Linked DNA regions of Homo sapiens: regions 1 and 3 are each linked to region 2. Evidence: chromatin contacts called from ENCODE Hi-C or POLR2A ChIA-PET data. All regions are on one chromosome and are shown on one strand. Each heading gives the region's core, a stretch centred on a gene start or an enhancer-like site at or near the end of the contact. The rest is flanking DNA. Distances are from core to core; before and after follow the strand shown.

What was found. Hi-C counts contacts between places; a loop is a spot of excess contacts on that map. ChIA-PET counts read pairs that join two places held with the same protein, here RNA polymerase II (POLR2A). Pooled maps may share reads with other maps.
Region 1: a loop to region 2 is called in a pooled map, with 8 times the contacts of the local background. The contact joins the promoter of ALDH5A1 here to the promoter of E2F3 in region 2. A Hi-C loop is called at or near these places in 7 of 50 pooled maps.
Region 3: a pooled map shows a loop between it and region 2 (6-fold over the local background). The contact joins the promoter of RIPOR2 here to the promoter of E2F3 in region 2. A Hi-C loop is called at or near these places in 3 of 37 single-sample maps with no recorded cell type and 10 of 50 pooled maps. POLR2A ChIA-PET finds 5 or more read pairs at or near these places in 1 of 52 experiments (OCI-LY7).

The regions. Positions count from the first base shown.
Region 1 is chr6:24,492,138-24,496,434 of GRCh38, reverse strand. It overlaps ALDH5A1 (aldehyde dehydrogenase 5 family member A1), which reads right to left and starts at 1,466. Exons shown (of 10, transcript NM_001080.3): 1 at 1,085-1,466. The coding sequence starts at 1,438. It also overlaps a transcript of GPLD1 not described here. RefSeq lists a silencer at 1,071-1,460.
Region 2 is chr6:20,400,358-20,404,955 of GRCh38, reverse strand. E2F3 (E2F transcription factor 3) reads right to left here and starts at 3,077. Exons shown (of 7, transcript NM_001949.5): 1 at 2,331-3,077. The coding sequence starts at 2,723. LOC124901482 reads left to right here and starts at 2,184. Exons shown (of 3, transcript XM_047419652.1): 1 at 2,184-2,531; 2 at 2,576-2,687; 3 at 2,794-4,215. The coding sequence starts at 2,184. The coding sequence ends at 3,401. RefSeq lists silencers at 1,123-1,742, 1,943-2,412, 3,263-3,502 and an enhancer at 2,640-3,164.
Region 3 is chr6:24,932,656-24,937,402 of GRCh38, reverse strand. RIPOR2 (RHO family interacting cell polarization regulator 2) reads left to right here and starts at 1,443. Exons shown (of 22, transcript NM_001286445.3): 1 at 1,443-1,565. The coding sequence starts at 1,505. LOC105374981 (a long non-coding RNA gene) reads right to left here and starts at 3,428. Exons shown (of 3, transcript XR_007059514.1): 1 at 3,339-3,428; 2 at 3,033-3,157. RefSeq lists an enhancer at 561-730.

The sequences.
Region 1 (4,297 bases), core at 217-2,716, 4.1 Mb before region 2:
GGTCACACTGTTGATGCTGCATCTTGCCCCTTCCCTCTGGCCCGGATCCTCTCCTGCTTCTACCTTTTTTCCATATTGCACTCAGCATCTCTCACATACTTATTTGCTTAGATATTATGTTTGTTGTTTAGAGTTCTGATCTCTCTTCTGCTCCCCTTCCACCCCATGTGAGCTCCATAAGGGCAGAATCCTTCTTTCGTTTAACTGAGGTATCCCAAGCACCTCCAACAGTGCAGGGCATACAGCAGGTGCTCAGTAAACAGCTGATGGATGAATGAGTGCTAAGACTCTCTTGTACTCGTAGGGATCGCTGGATGCATTCCTTCAGAGGGAGAGCTTTGAAGGACACGGTAAAAAATTTCACTGCGTTGACTCCAGGTTTAATAATATAATATTAGAAGGAAGAAACTACTTTCTTAGTTTTCTTCTTACTCTATTCTTCCCATTTAATGGCCCTCCACCCCTTACTCCCAATTCTCCAGTGTTCTCTATGCAATGGCCAATAGCAGCATTTATCCATTTAGGGTGAAAACCTGGAGAACGCTCCTGGATTTCTCTCTTCCCCTGCACAAAACCCAAATCTTTCTACAGTTCTCTCCGTTTCCGATCCCATGATTCTGGCCAGGGGCCCTCACTACCAGCCTTCTCAAGGGCCGCTGAAGCAGCCTCCTGCGTGGGCTCCCTGCAGCTGCGGAGATATTTCAGCTACTCTGAAGGGCCACACGTGCTCTCACTTCCCTGACACCCCTCCCCTTTCTCCCCGCCCCTCCACGGTTAGGCTTGTTGACCATAACAAGCAGCTCGCTTGTATTAGGCGCTCACGTTCTGCCTCCCCTACTGGGCAGTGCATAACTTGATGAGGCTTGAGGGCAGGGGTCGTGTCCCTAGTGCCCGGCTCAAAGTGGAAGCTCCAAACTTATTTGTCGGTCGTCTCCCTTGTTGCTCTGACTTTCCACTTTGTATACCCTGGGGAACTGAGCACAGGAGGGAGGCGACGCGGCTGGTGTCACTTTGGGGTAAAGCCCCCTCTGCTCCCCGCCGTGTCCCCGGCCAGCTCTGGCCCCCTGCATCCGGGCTCTCTCACCTTGGCGGAGACCTCCCTCCAGCGGCAGAAAGCCTCGTAGGCAGCGCGCACGGCGGCGCGGGCCTCTCGCACCCCGCAGTCGGCTACCATGCCCAGAGCGGCGCCGCTGGCCGGGTCTTGCACGGGGAAGGTGGCGGCGGCCGGGAGCCAGCGGCCGCCCACGAAGCTGTCGGTGCGCAGCAGCGCCGCAGAGAGGCCCGCCAGGCGCCCAGCGTAGCAGCGGAGCTGGGCCGGGCCGGGCGCAGGCCCGGAGGCAGGGACCAGGCCGCCGGCGCGGGGGCGGAGGCGGCAGCCTGGAAACGTCGACCCGAGGCGCCGGGCCCCACAGCTCCGCAGCCAAATGCAGGTCGCCATGGCCCGGGCAACGACGGCGACAGGAAACAGGCAAGCGGGCGCGCGCGCACGGGAACGCAGGGGTCGCGGGGAAGCAAGAGGAGCGAGGAGGCGCCGGGGACGCGCGGGGAAAGCGTGGGAGCTGGCGGAAGGTTGCAGAGCCACAGAGCAGCGCCCTCTCTCCGCGTCTTTCTCGCTGCACCGCCGCGCCGCCCTCTGCACCTTGCCCTAAGCGCCGCGCGGCTTCTCTCCTGGCGCGACCTTCTCCCGGGGGAGGGTTGGGTTCGGGGATGGAGAAGGCTCGCCAGTAGATGCACCTGCGGACTGCTGTCACCTTTTCACTTTTCGGGTGCTCATTTGTCACTAACTGCTCCTGAGCCCCCAATCGCTGCTAGAGACCCACTCTCTCCCCTTAGCATCCCCCAAATTCGGCATCCCCGGAATTTGTGCGCGGTCCATAGATGCGCTGGTGCCTGCCCTAAATGCCAAGGCCGTGATCACGCTTCTTCAGTTGTAGCTCCTGAGCACGTAGTATTGATTGGGAGCGATCGTTCTCTGAGGGGTCGAAGTGTGACCCCGCGTTCTGCTGCCTGGCTGCTTTTTTGGGTGTGTGTCTAGGCATTCTCCTAGGGTTGCTCCCGATAAATAACAGCGCTTTGGAAATAAACAGACTAGGATCCAAACTCAAGTCTGTTGCCGACAAGCTGTGTGACCGACAGGTTAACCTTAGTCCAGTCACTTATAAAATAGAACCATATCTACCCCATTTTGTTGTGAGATAACGTAAAATGCTCATTACAGTTGCCACATTAAATTCAATATAGCGTTCAAAGTCATACTAGCTACCCTAGTCAAGCCACTAGTAAGATTAAAGTTGGGTCACCAACTAGTAAATGGAAGCATTTGTCAAAATTGAATCAACCAAGGTATAAGGATTGAGCATACTATCCAACCAAGGTATTTGAGCACCTTTAAACAGCATTCTTCATCCGTTAAAAAATTAGACTTGGGCTTAAGACTCTGAAAGCAGCAGGGAAGCTTAAAACCTAATGAGGATAAAAATAAAAATAGCAGGCGTATGCTGGGAATTTGTGGGTGCAAATGAAGCCCAGCCCTATGCATTGATTTTAGGTTACATATCTCCCTTTCTCAACTCCTACAGCGTTGAGAGTATCTTGCTAGCTTTCACCTTTTTCTAGGACGTTGAATTTTTTTCTAGGACATTTGCAAAATGCCGAGGCAGTAACTTTAAATTTTGACTTTGTCTTTTGCTGAGTCAGATCCATTGAGTTTTGAGCCAGTCACATATGGCAGAAGTGATAACAGTAGAGTTTAATCAATTTCACACTATTTTGCTCTGTATTTTATTGCAGGAACTGGGGAGAACCAGGGAGTCCTAATAGGGATGTGGGCCAGTAGGTATCACAGGTGGGGCTGGGGAGCTGGCGTGTTTACATCTCCTGCCTGCGGAGGGAGTTTTTGTTTTTGTTTTGTTTTGTTTTTGGTGGTGGTTTTTGTTTTTTGTTTGTTTTGTTCTTGTGAGACCGACAGACTCATTCTGTCACCCAGGGTGGAGTGCAGTGGTGCGATTTCAGCTCCCTGCAACTTCCGCCTCCCGGGTTCAAGCGATTCTCCTGCCTCAGCCTCCCGAGTAGATGGGGCTACAGGTGTGTGCCACCAAGCCCAGCTAATTTTTGTATTTTTAGTAGAGACAGGTTTTCACCGTGTTGGCCAGGCTGGTCTTGAATGCCTGACCTCAAGTTATCCGCCCTCCTTGGCCTCCCAAAGTGCTGGGATTACAGGGCTCATTTCTACTGGCCTGGGGAAATCATTCAATTGAGGCCTCAATCAACTGAGGCCCAGAAAAGCCAAGTTAATTGTGGCTGCCTCTCTTGTTCAAAAATTACCCTAGCCCACTTACCTTTTTAAGGTTCTATTTCAAACGGTACCCACTCCCTTTCCCAGATGACTTATCCATTACGCACAGTAGGTACGATGCCAAGGGCCCATAAAACTTTTAGGAGCACTCACAAATGTTTAATTTATTCTAAAATCTGAAGAAAAGAAGTTTTAGGTGGCATATTAATATGTTAATCTTACACCAATGCAGATGTAAAATGTGATTTCTATTTATTGTTTACTTATTTTTGTGACAGGAAGTACTTCACAAAGGCAAAAGCGCCTGGAGCTTAGAAAGTTCACAATGTGGCCCTCCCCTTTTCCCTCAGTTTTGTGCCCCTCTTCAAGCCCCCATTCAGAGTGTAAACAATTTCCTCCTGGCTCCTGTCTTACTTCCAGCCTGTCCTGATGCCCCCTAGCGCCTGGCTGGGTGTCTGTCCTTACCAGGGCCTACAAGGACAAGACCATCAGGTGAGAGGGACCTCTTCCCTCCTTTCTCCTTTGGCTGCCCTTGTCCTGGGAACCTCCACTCCCCAGTTCCCACCCTTATTCATCCTCTCCCCCATTTTCTTTTTCTTTTTTTTCTTTCACTTTTTTTTTTTTTTTTTTTTTTGAGTCAGGGTCTTACTCTGTCGCCCAGGCTGGAGTGCAATGGCACGATCTCAGCTCATTGCAACGTCTGCCTCCTGGGTTCAAGTGATTCTCCTGCCTCAGCCTCCAGAGTAGCTGGGAGTACAGGTGCGCGCCACCATGCCTGGCTAATTTTTGTATTGTTTAGTAGAGATGGGGTTTCACCATGTTGGCCAGGCTGGTCTTGAACTCCTGACCTCAGGTGATCTGCCCACCTCGGCCTCCCAAAGTGCTGGGATTACAGGCATGAGACACTGTGCCCAGCCTCTTCTCCCCCATTTTCTAGACTGGCCCACATAAAGCTTGAGACCCTCTGGCTTTCAAACCTGTATTCTCCCTACTCACTCCTTA
Region 2 (4,598 bases), core at 1,828-4,327:
TAGCTGGTTGTTTAAGGTTAGGTTTATGAAATAGTAACAGAACTGTGCAGGGGTCAAATATGCTTAAAATATGTCCAAACATGCTTAGGTCAAGTCAGTAAGAGTATCTGAAGCTAATAAAAGCATGGAATATTCTTGCGACTGAAAACCCAGCACACCGGATACTGCTATGTCTAAGCAGGTACTGTGCTCCGTTTCCCCCCTGCTGGCAGACCCTAGTCACTAAAAAACGATGAGCTTCTTTGACTAAGACTACATCACACATGCCCAGCAAGTATCTCTGGGGCTGGAAAGCAGTTAAGACCGAACCCGGGGAGAAACTGGGAACAGGAAAGAAATAAAAAACGCCTCATTATTCCCAAACCCATCCCATTTCCCAAAGTGCTGCCTATGTGCTGACTTTCTTAAAGACTCCCGCAAAATCTTGATTCTCCAAAAATTAAACCCATTTGGAGCTGAGACAAGGTGAGGTCCACGCCTGGTATAATCAGGCTACCATGGATCTAACTGAGTCTGGTTCGGTTCTAGCCCCGTGGAGGCCAAGCCTCACCACGAGGGTGAAGACCCGGAGGCATGGAGGAAGGGAATGAAGGAGAGAAAAGGAGAAAGGGGAGACCTCCGGGCCACACTTCTTTCTAGTACCAACAAAAAGAGAAGCCGCATACTGACCTAAATCATCTCTCAAAGGCGCTTTATAAATTACAGGGACAAAGGGAGGGGGTGGCGGGTGGCCTGGGAATCCTACAGACACCCTACCCTCTGACCCACCCCCCTCCCCCTCCAGCACAAGGGAAGGAAGACAGAAAACAGAGCTCAACTCGGCCATTGGCGAGAAGCCCCCTCCGGTTTTCTATCGCCCATCCATCCGCCCCCTAGAAAAAAAATCCACGTAAACACCATACCCACCCCCTGGGGCAGACACTCCCGCCCCGAGGTTCCTAGAACCGGAGGCCGGGGCATTTACTTAGTTAGATTTTTCTTGCTTACTCATTTCCCTCGAGCACCCAACCCCCCGTTCCCACTCCAAAACCCCGCTCAACCGCCTACCCTCACCGCTTCAGCCCCCAACAGAATCCGGTGCCCCCGCGGCGTCGGCGGCCCCCGAGCCGTCCCGGTCACTAACCTGCTGCTGTAAGGGCATTTCCGAAACCAGCCTGGCTCCGGGGGGAGGTGGGGGGCCGGCTGGAGAGGGGGCCCGGAGGGCCGAACAGACCGGCGGCGCAGGGCGAGGGCGGGCGCCGGTGGGGGGGTGGGGAGAGGAGAGGGAGGGTGGCGGTGCCGGGGGCGGGTGCGAGGGCGCCGGGACCGTCCCAGGCCAGGGAGCCGGCGAGCAGGAGGAAGTGGGTGCCCCCCTCTCCCCCTCCAGCGCCCCCTCCCGCCGCCGCCTCCTCCCCAGTCACAGGCGCGTCCTGCGCGCACGTGTGCGAAACGTCACCGGCGGGTCCCGGAGAGAGGGACAGACCCAGGCGGCGGGACGGGAACCCAGCTGCCCCCGCCCTCCGTCGCCGGGGGGCGGAGAGGGGGACAGGGCGGGGAAGGAAGGGGCAAGGGGAGAGGCGGGTCAAGGGCAGGCCCGGGGCCCGGCGAGGAAGGCCTGGGCGCTTGGGCCACGCGGGCGCCGCCGCTGCCACTGCCAGGATGCGCCCAGGCCAGAGCGCCAGCCCGCGAGCCCCTCACCCCAGACAGCCCACGCCCCAGTCCGCACCCGGCTTCCAGCCCCACCTCCCCCACGCCCGACTCCCCTCCACCTCCCCCAGCCCCTTTGTTGCCGGGAGTTACAGATCCTAAAATGTGTCAAGCGCAGCCCCGCCGATCCCCTGCGCTCCGAGCACGCCGCAGGGACCCCCGGCCGCCAACGAGCCTCCAAGGCCGACTGGGGGCTAGCACCCCAACAGTCCCCCGGTTTCAACCCCTCAGAGCCCCCCACACCCCAGTTCACTACTCCCTCCCCCACCCCCTTCTCCATCCGGGGCGTGACCCCTTCCTACGCCCGAGAAAGAGGAAGCTTCGAGTTGGAGGGGAAGGGAGAGTGGGGGTAGGGAAAAGTGCAGGAAAAGAAGGGGGGGCCGCGAAAAGTTTTGGAGTGTTTGATGTGGTTCGCGCCAAGGCAATCCCCGCCGCCCCGCGCGCCTGGCCGAGCCCCCCGACCCTCCTGGCGCCGGGAAGAGCACTCAGGTCTAACAATGAACCCTCGTTGGAGGGGCAGCCCCCGAGGCCCACGATGCTCGGCCCAGTGCTCTCCCCGAGCGGCCCGCAGCGCGCCCACGACCCCGCGCGGTGCGAGCCCACCTCCCGCCGGGGCTGGGGACGGTGGGGAGGGAGGGTATTACCGGAGGGCCGCCGCCGCCGCCGCTGCCGCCGCGTCCCAGCGCTGGTGGCTGCTGCAGCAGCCCGGCTCTGCTGGAGGGTCCGTGCGGCGTGGTGTAGAGGAGGCTGCCGGCGGTCTGCTCCGCGCCGGGGGCACTGGGGAGGAGGGGGCCGGCGGCTACGGCGCCGCTTTGGAGGGAGGAGGAACAGGAGGTGGTGGAAGTGTTCGTGGTGAGGATCTGGATGTACGCGCCCGGGGCGGCGGCAGCGGCGGCGGCGGCGGCGAAGCCGGGGCTGGCTAGCAGTGCCCTTTTGTCCATGGAGGCTGCAGCGGCGGCGGCGACGACAGCCGCCCCCTCCCCACCCCCGGCGGTCACCAGGTACTGCTCCAGAGCGGGCTGGATTCCCTTTCTCATCTCTCGCTCCTGCTCTTTTTAGTGTTATGGTATATTAATGTATTGTTTTCAATTTCTTTATTATTTGCAGTCGGAGTTTCCAAGTCTCTCCTCCTTCTCTCCTCCCCGCCCGGCGCTTCCGAGCCCCCTCTCTCTCTTTTCTTTTTATTTTTCCGCACCGCACAGGCCCCGGGGGCCAAAAATAATCGGGGCTCTGGAGAGAGGAGGGTCCCGGCCGCACGGATATCGGGCCCCAAGCGGGGATGGAGGCGTCGGGGGCGGCCGATGCAACGGATTGCGAGGCGGCGGCGGCAGCCCGGGTGCTGCGGCCGGCAGCTGAAAAATGGCTCCAGGAAGCTGCTGCTGACAATGAATGAAGGGATACGGTTTACGCGCCAAGGTCCTCCCGCGAAACTCGGATTTCCCGCCGGCTTTTCAAACCATATTTGCATATCCCCGCCCCTCAACCCGCCGAGGACCGTTCCCACAGCCCATTGGGCCGCTACCTCCTTACTTCAGTCCCAATCATGGAGCAGGGCCGCGACTTGCTGGTTTCCATTGGCTGCCGTGCATCATGGTTACCGGGGCGACAGGGACCCTATTTGCATAGGCCTCCTTGATTGGCTGGCAGAAGAGCAGTTTTTAGGGGGTGGGGCAAAGAATTTCCTTCTCTCCCACGGAAGACCACGCCTGGCCTAGGCTCCGCCCCTGTCCCCGCCCGCCCGCCGGGCCGGCGCTACTGACCTGGGCAGGGACTCCGCGCCCCGCAGACTCAGTGTAGATCTAGTCTAGAGCCCAAGTTTCGCTTTTGGAAATTGTCAAGGTGACTAAGGGAACACTCTTTCCTTTGACCAGTCAGTGCAATAAACGAACAGCGCAGGAGATTTTTCCAGATACGTGCCAAAGGCAAGTTGGACCATGCGGACGATGTCTGGCAGGTGCAAAAGGAGCCCTTTAAATCGTGGGCTTCTCCCTTCCTGAAATCCAACCAATGACGCGGCGAGAGCTGATCCCGAGGCCGGGGCTGATAGACAGAAGCATGTGGGCAGACAGAATCGTGGGGGCAGAAGGTTCAGCAGACGCGATTGCGGGCACCAGTTAACATTCCAGATCATTCCCGGTACCTTCATTATTAGCCTGGATAGGGGTAAAGTACAAATTAACTCTTTTGTCTTACAACGGATATTGGTTTGAATCCAGCAGACATTCCCTCTGGCCCAGAAACACCCAGGGCAGTTAATCAGGGCTAACCTAGAACTGATCTACGGGTTTCTAATCCGCCAAGCAGTAATCCGAAAAAGTACACGCTTCCCACGATGACGTCGTGCCCCCAACGAACGCAGGCACGCCCAGGCATCAGCACTTTATATCTTCAGTTTTGTAGGAAGTTCTCTGACTGGAAGCAAACACAACGACTCAAACCTATCCCAAAGTATTTTTAAAATAGTGTCTTTTTTTAAAAAGTAAACTAGAAATTGTCATCAGAAAAATATAAAATGATGTGTCAAACTGACTCCTGAATTTGTTCAAGTATTCATGGGTCTTAAAATTAAAGCTTGCTCCTGAGATTGAGCAGGAAAAGAGACCCCTGCAGGAATGTGGGGGAAGTTATGTATGTAGAGACTAGATCATAATTTATAGTTACGTGCAAAACAGCTGCAGAATTGGTGCTCATAGGTGATGAGGATTGCAACACCTTGAGCCCTTTCACAAGATTTTTATTACTATTATTAATTTCCCAAAACTCTTACTCAGAGTGCTATGAAACACCTGACAAGATGTGTCAGATCAGGCTAGGACTCCTTAATATTTTAGCCTTGTTACCTTTTCTGAAACAGATGAGTTAAAAGTTCCATTAAACCTTGCACCAGGCTCAGGAATATTTTAGTCTTGCAT
Region 3 (4,747 bases), core at 194-2,693, 4.5 Mb before region 2:
GCATTATTGGTATTTGGAGCTGGACAGTTCTTCCTGTTGAGCTACTGTTCCATGCATTATGGTAAGGTTGATATCCCTGGGCCCCTGAGTGCTAAGACATTAAATACCAGTAATAACCCCCAGTCATTGTGCCACCCAAAACACCCCAGACATTTCCAAGCTCTCCTCTAAGGATGGTTCCAGCCCTGATTGACAACAATTGGTGATCCCAGCAGGACCCAAGCTGTACACTGTCTTTGGGAACTGCTGCAGCCACCAATGCAGGGATGAACTGACTGTTGCTGCTCAGTTAACCCTCAGTGTCTGATTCCTGAATTCCTCTGGGGTGATCCCTTCTCACTGCTGGATTTCTCCAACCCTGTTGTCCACAGTCTCTTCTGGGAGAAAATGGTGCAATTTCAAGGTTGCAGTTACAGGAGGAGGGGACAGTTTCTCTAGGGTAACACTGGGAGTATCTTCAAAACCATGCAGTAAATAAAGTGCCAAAAATAAACACCTTGGGTCAACAGCTCCTCACTGTCATCTCCATTTGCATTTTCTAAGCTTCTGGCCACCTAAGAGATCTTACAACACAGTGGAGTGCTCTGGGAAACCCCGAAATGAAGTCTCAGTATTACTCAGAGAGATGTGTGTTTGTTTGTGCAGCCAGACAGAATTTGGCACACGTTGGGTAGCTCGATATGGTGATGCCAGCCAATGGTGCTCGCGTAGAAGCTCAGTGTTCACTCATCCCTTTGGGAGGACTGCTTTTTGAGTTACATTTTCTTCTTTCTCCTTTAGTGATACAGTCTGAAGTATCAAACTGAGTAAATATTGTGAAATGCAAGATGTTTGACCAAAACCAGTTATCTATTCATTGACTATAGATTTAATCGAGCCACATAAAGCCTAGATATGGTTCAGTTTGGTTTAAATGCTGTAAAGTTTCCAATCCTTAAATGCAAGAGGTTTGAAAAAAAGAAAAGAAAAGAAAAGAAAAATGCAACTATTACTGAGCAAAATAAAAGCTCTGTCCTCTAAATGCCTGCTTTGGTTTAACATAGTGGCTTGCTTTACTTTCAGATAAATTGTAATTGAAGCAAAACCAAGATATGAGAAATATGAACTCCCTCTTTCAACAAAACCCATTGTGTTCAAATTCATAAGCAAGAAAGTTAAGCACCCACCTTCCTCTTTAAGGAAATATGAAAGTTGTTGCTTTGAAATAGAATTCATTGCATTCAGACTTTGAGTGATATCTGTATTCATATCCAACCGGATCTGCAGCCCTCTTCAAAAAATTCTTTCTCCTCAGTGGTGAGAATTACCCCACCTGGGATTCACTCTTCACAAGGCTCAAGAAGCCTATTCATATGAATGAAACTGCTTTCTTCAGGGCAGATGCGGAAGCTGCCCTCCAGAGGGCTTGGGCAACCCAAGGAAAGGAAATCACCTCGGTCGGCAGTGTGACTGCTGAGACTGCCGGGGCTGCTGCCTGCTGCTTCTCGCGCCTGTCCTCTCCAAGATGCAGTTTTTTGATGCTGAGGAGCTCCTGGTCGATGAAGAGGATGATGTTTTTGGTGAAGGTAAATGCATCTTTCTGGCAGGAGGCTCTCCGGTCTGCTTTGCTTTGTTTTGACACCACTGGACACTTTTGCCCAGCTTGGGCAAGGACTTGAGTATTTTGAAATGATAAAAACAAAGCATCCTGAGTGAGGTAGTGGCTGCAAATATCAACTTAGGCACTGAAGGAATACACAAGGCAAGGGGTGGAACAAGGGGTTGAGTCATTCCCGCAAATACATTTTTTAAAGTCATGACTAAAATAAAGGTTTAGTTTAGGCTGGAAAATAGTACTAAATTTTTTGCCTTGTCTCTCTTCTGTGCTATCTCTTGTCTAACACCTTAAGGAAAGCCTGTCACAGTGGTTTGAGCACAGCAGGGCTGCTAGGGAAGAAGTTAAATAAATGGACCAGGAGTGGTTTTTCATGGTACCATGTTGCTTTGATTTGCACTTCTCTCTTTCTGTCTCTCTCTCTCTCTGTCTCTCTCTCTCTGTCTATCTTTCTCTCGGTCCTTCTCTTTTTTTTTTTTTTTTTTTTTGTTGTTGTTTTTTGAGACAGAGTCTTGCTTTGTTGCTCAGGCTGGAGTGCAGTGGTGCAATCTCAGCTCACTGCAACCTCCGTCTCCCGGGTTCAAGTCATTCTCCTGCCTCAGCCTCCCAAGTAGCTGGGACTACAGGCGCCCACCACCATGCCCAGCTAATTTTTGTATTTTTAGTAGAGATGGGATTTTGCCATGTTGGCCAGGCTGGTCTTGAAATCCTGACTTCAGGTGATCCACCCTCCTTGGCCCCCCAAAGTGCTGGGATTACAGGCGTGAGCTACCATGCCCGGCCTGGGTCCTTCTCTCTTACTCTTCCTCACACATACTTGGCACTCCAACCCTCCATTCCCTTTTCCAATTTTCTTTTTTCCCAAGTCGGGATACTGGAGCCCTGGTAGCTTCCAATCCCCATTGGCACTGCTCAGTTTTCTGTTCTCATCTTGCAGCTTTTCCATGACTTGACCTATCCACTGGAATTTAACTGTAAAGGTTGCGATTTTAAAGGGATGATCTAGTCATTGGATGGATGTTTTGTTCAAATGCTGCCTATGAGATTGGGCTATAGGCAAAAGCTTTTTTAGAATTTGGAGCCACCTAAATAAAGGAAATTTGGACTCAAGAATCTCGTGAATTTGATTATTTTCCGCAAGAAACTACGTCTAGCAATTTTTTAAAAAACTCTATTCAGTAATTTTTTAAAAGGAACAGTAGTAAGGTTTTTGTGTATGTGTAATTACCCAAGCAATACAAGTTCGCTGAAGAAAAATTAGAGTGTCGCAAAGAACCCCTTGTAATCTAGTCATGTAGAATGTAATCATGGTTAATATTTTGATGTTGTCTTTCTGCTATGTTGTTCTAGCTACAGAAATATTTAAAATCATTAGTTGGGTTTTTATCACAACTTAAATCAATTTGAAGAATATCTATTGAGCTTCGCTGCTGTTTACCAAGTTATCATTCTGTTGTGTTACTTTGATGGCAGGCGTTTAGGCCACCAACACCTTGAAGTTTGATCTTAGGCCCCATTCTTCAGCTTTCACTTCTTAAAGATGTTTCCTCTTTAAGCAAACACCTTAAAGAGAAAATTTATACTTAGATACTAACTCTTTTGAGGACCTGAAAAATGCTCACAACTATGAAGATAAGCTTAGAACGGAAAAATTGGCAATCATTCACCCACACCTCCCTCCAGGAATGGCATTCCAAAACGCCCAGCCCACATTTCTTTGCCTATAGGAATTTTGCTCTTTTACATCTGGCTATGATACTTAAGAGCGCCCTCTATAGGCTGATGCACTGCACTCTGGATTATGCGTGGCCCCATCCTGAAGGGAAGCGTTAAGACCAAGCAGGGCTGGATGAACCTGTGTGTTCTCTCTCCTGAGCATTCATCATTTCCAAGGTGATTATTGTAACCTCACTAACCATGTTGTAGTGGAATGGCTGAGGTCCCCAGGTTCCAGGTAGCTAGGTAACCAGCTAGCTCTGAGGTGGGAAGTGAGGGAGGTAGTGCAGGTTGATAAGTTGGGAGTCAAACGAGATTCAGACTCAGATTCTGGTTCTGCTTCGTGGTACCCATACAAGCTAACTTTGGTCTCCTCAATGGTGAAGTGGGACAGTAATACCTATCGGTTGTACAGATTATCTTCATAGTAGATGCATAATGTTTGCGTTGCACTTCAATGTGGTATGCTTTATCTTTTCCAAACTGATTATCTCATTTAACTTAATCCCTAAAGATTAAAGAGAAAATCCTTGCAAGGCCAACATCCAGTGTATTTTTATTCAGTTTTCAGAGCCGTGGCTCATGTTTGGCAATTTATGTGAAAGCATGTCCAGCTGCTGCCTCATTTTAAGCAAGCTCTGTGTGGGGTAACAGTCAAAAGCTTCAGCTCTGGAATTGCACGGTCTAGGCTTTGCCAACCAATTCACTTATGACCTTAAGCAGGTTACCTAATCTCTCTGTGCCTCAGTTTACTCACTTATAAAATGGAGTCCAAACCTCATATGGCTGTGTGTGGCTTAAGTGTTATGATAGGGAAAGCTTTTAGAATAGTGGTCAGTACTTAATACATATGAATCCCTATTGTCTATTTACAAAAATGGGTTTATAGAATAGTGACCATTTTTTCACGTCTGGTTAACCTCAGATTCAAAATAGGACTTATTTACAGAACTTCAGTTTATAAATAACTTTTCAGAGGTTTAACGTGGCAGATATAGCACTGAACAAGTTGTTAGGAGTCTGAGTTGTAGCCTTGCCCCTGCTGTGGTATAGCTGGAGGATCTTGGGCAAGTCATTTATCTTCTTTGAGCCTCATTCTTCTTCTGAAACAAGGGGACTGATTACACATTCTCTGAGCATTCTACTACCCAGTCTCCAGTCTTTACTTCAAAATGATGTATCTACCTGTAAAAGTTCATGCTTGTTCTAGGATTCACGCATACTTTCAGCTCACTTAACATGCCTAAGCAGAAAGCTTTTGGCACAATGAGTTTTCCGTAACATAAAAAAAGGAAAATGCCCAGAAGCTTGTTATTAGGGCAACTATATTTCCTTGCAATTGACACATTTTTAAGATCCCTTTCTCCTAGAGGTTACACAGATTTAGAATTTAGGTGCATTTGCTTAAAAGTATATATAAATCCATTTAGATATATG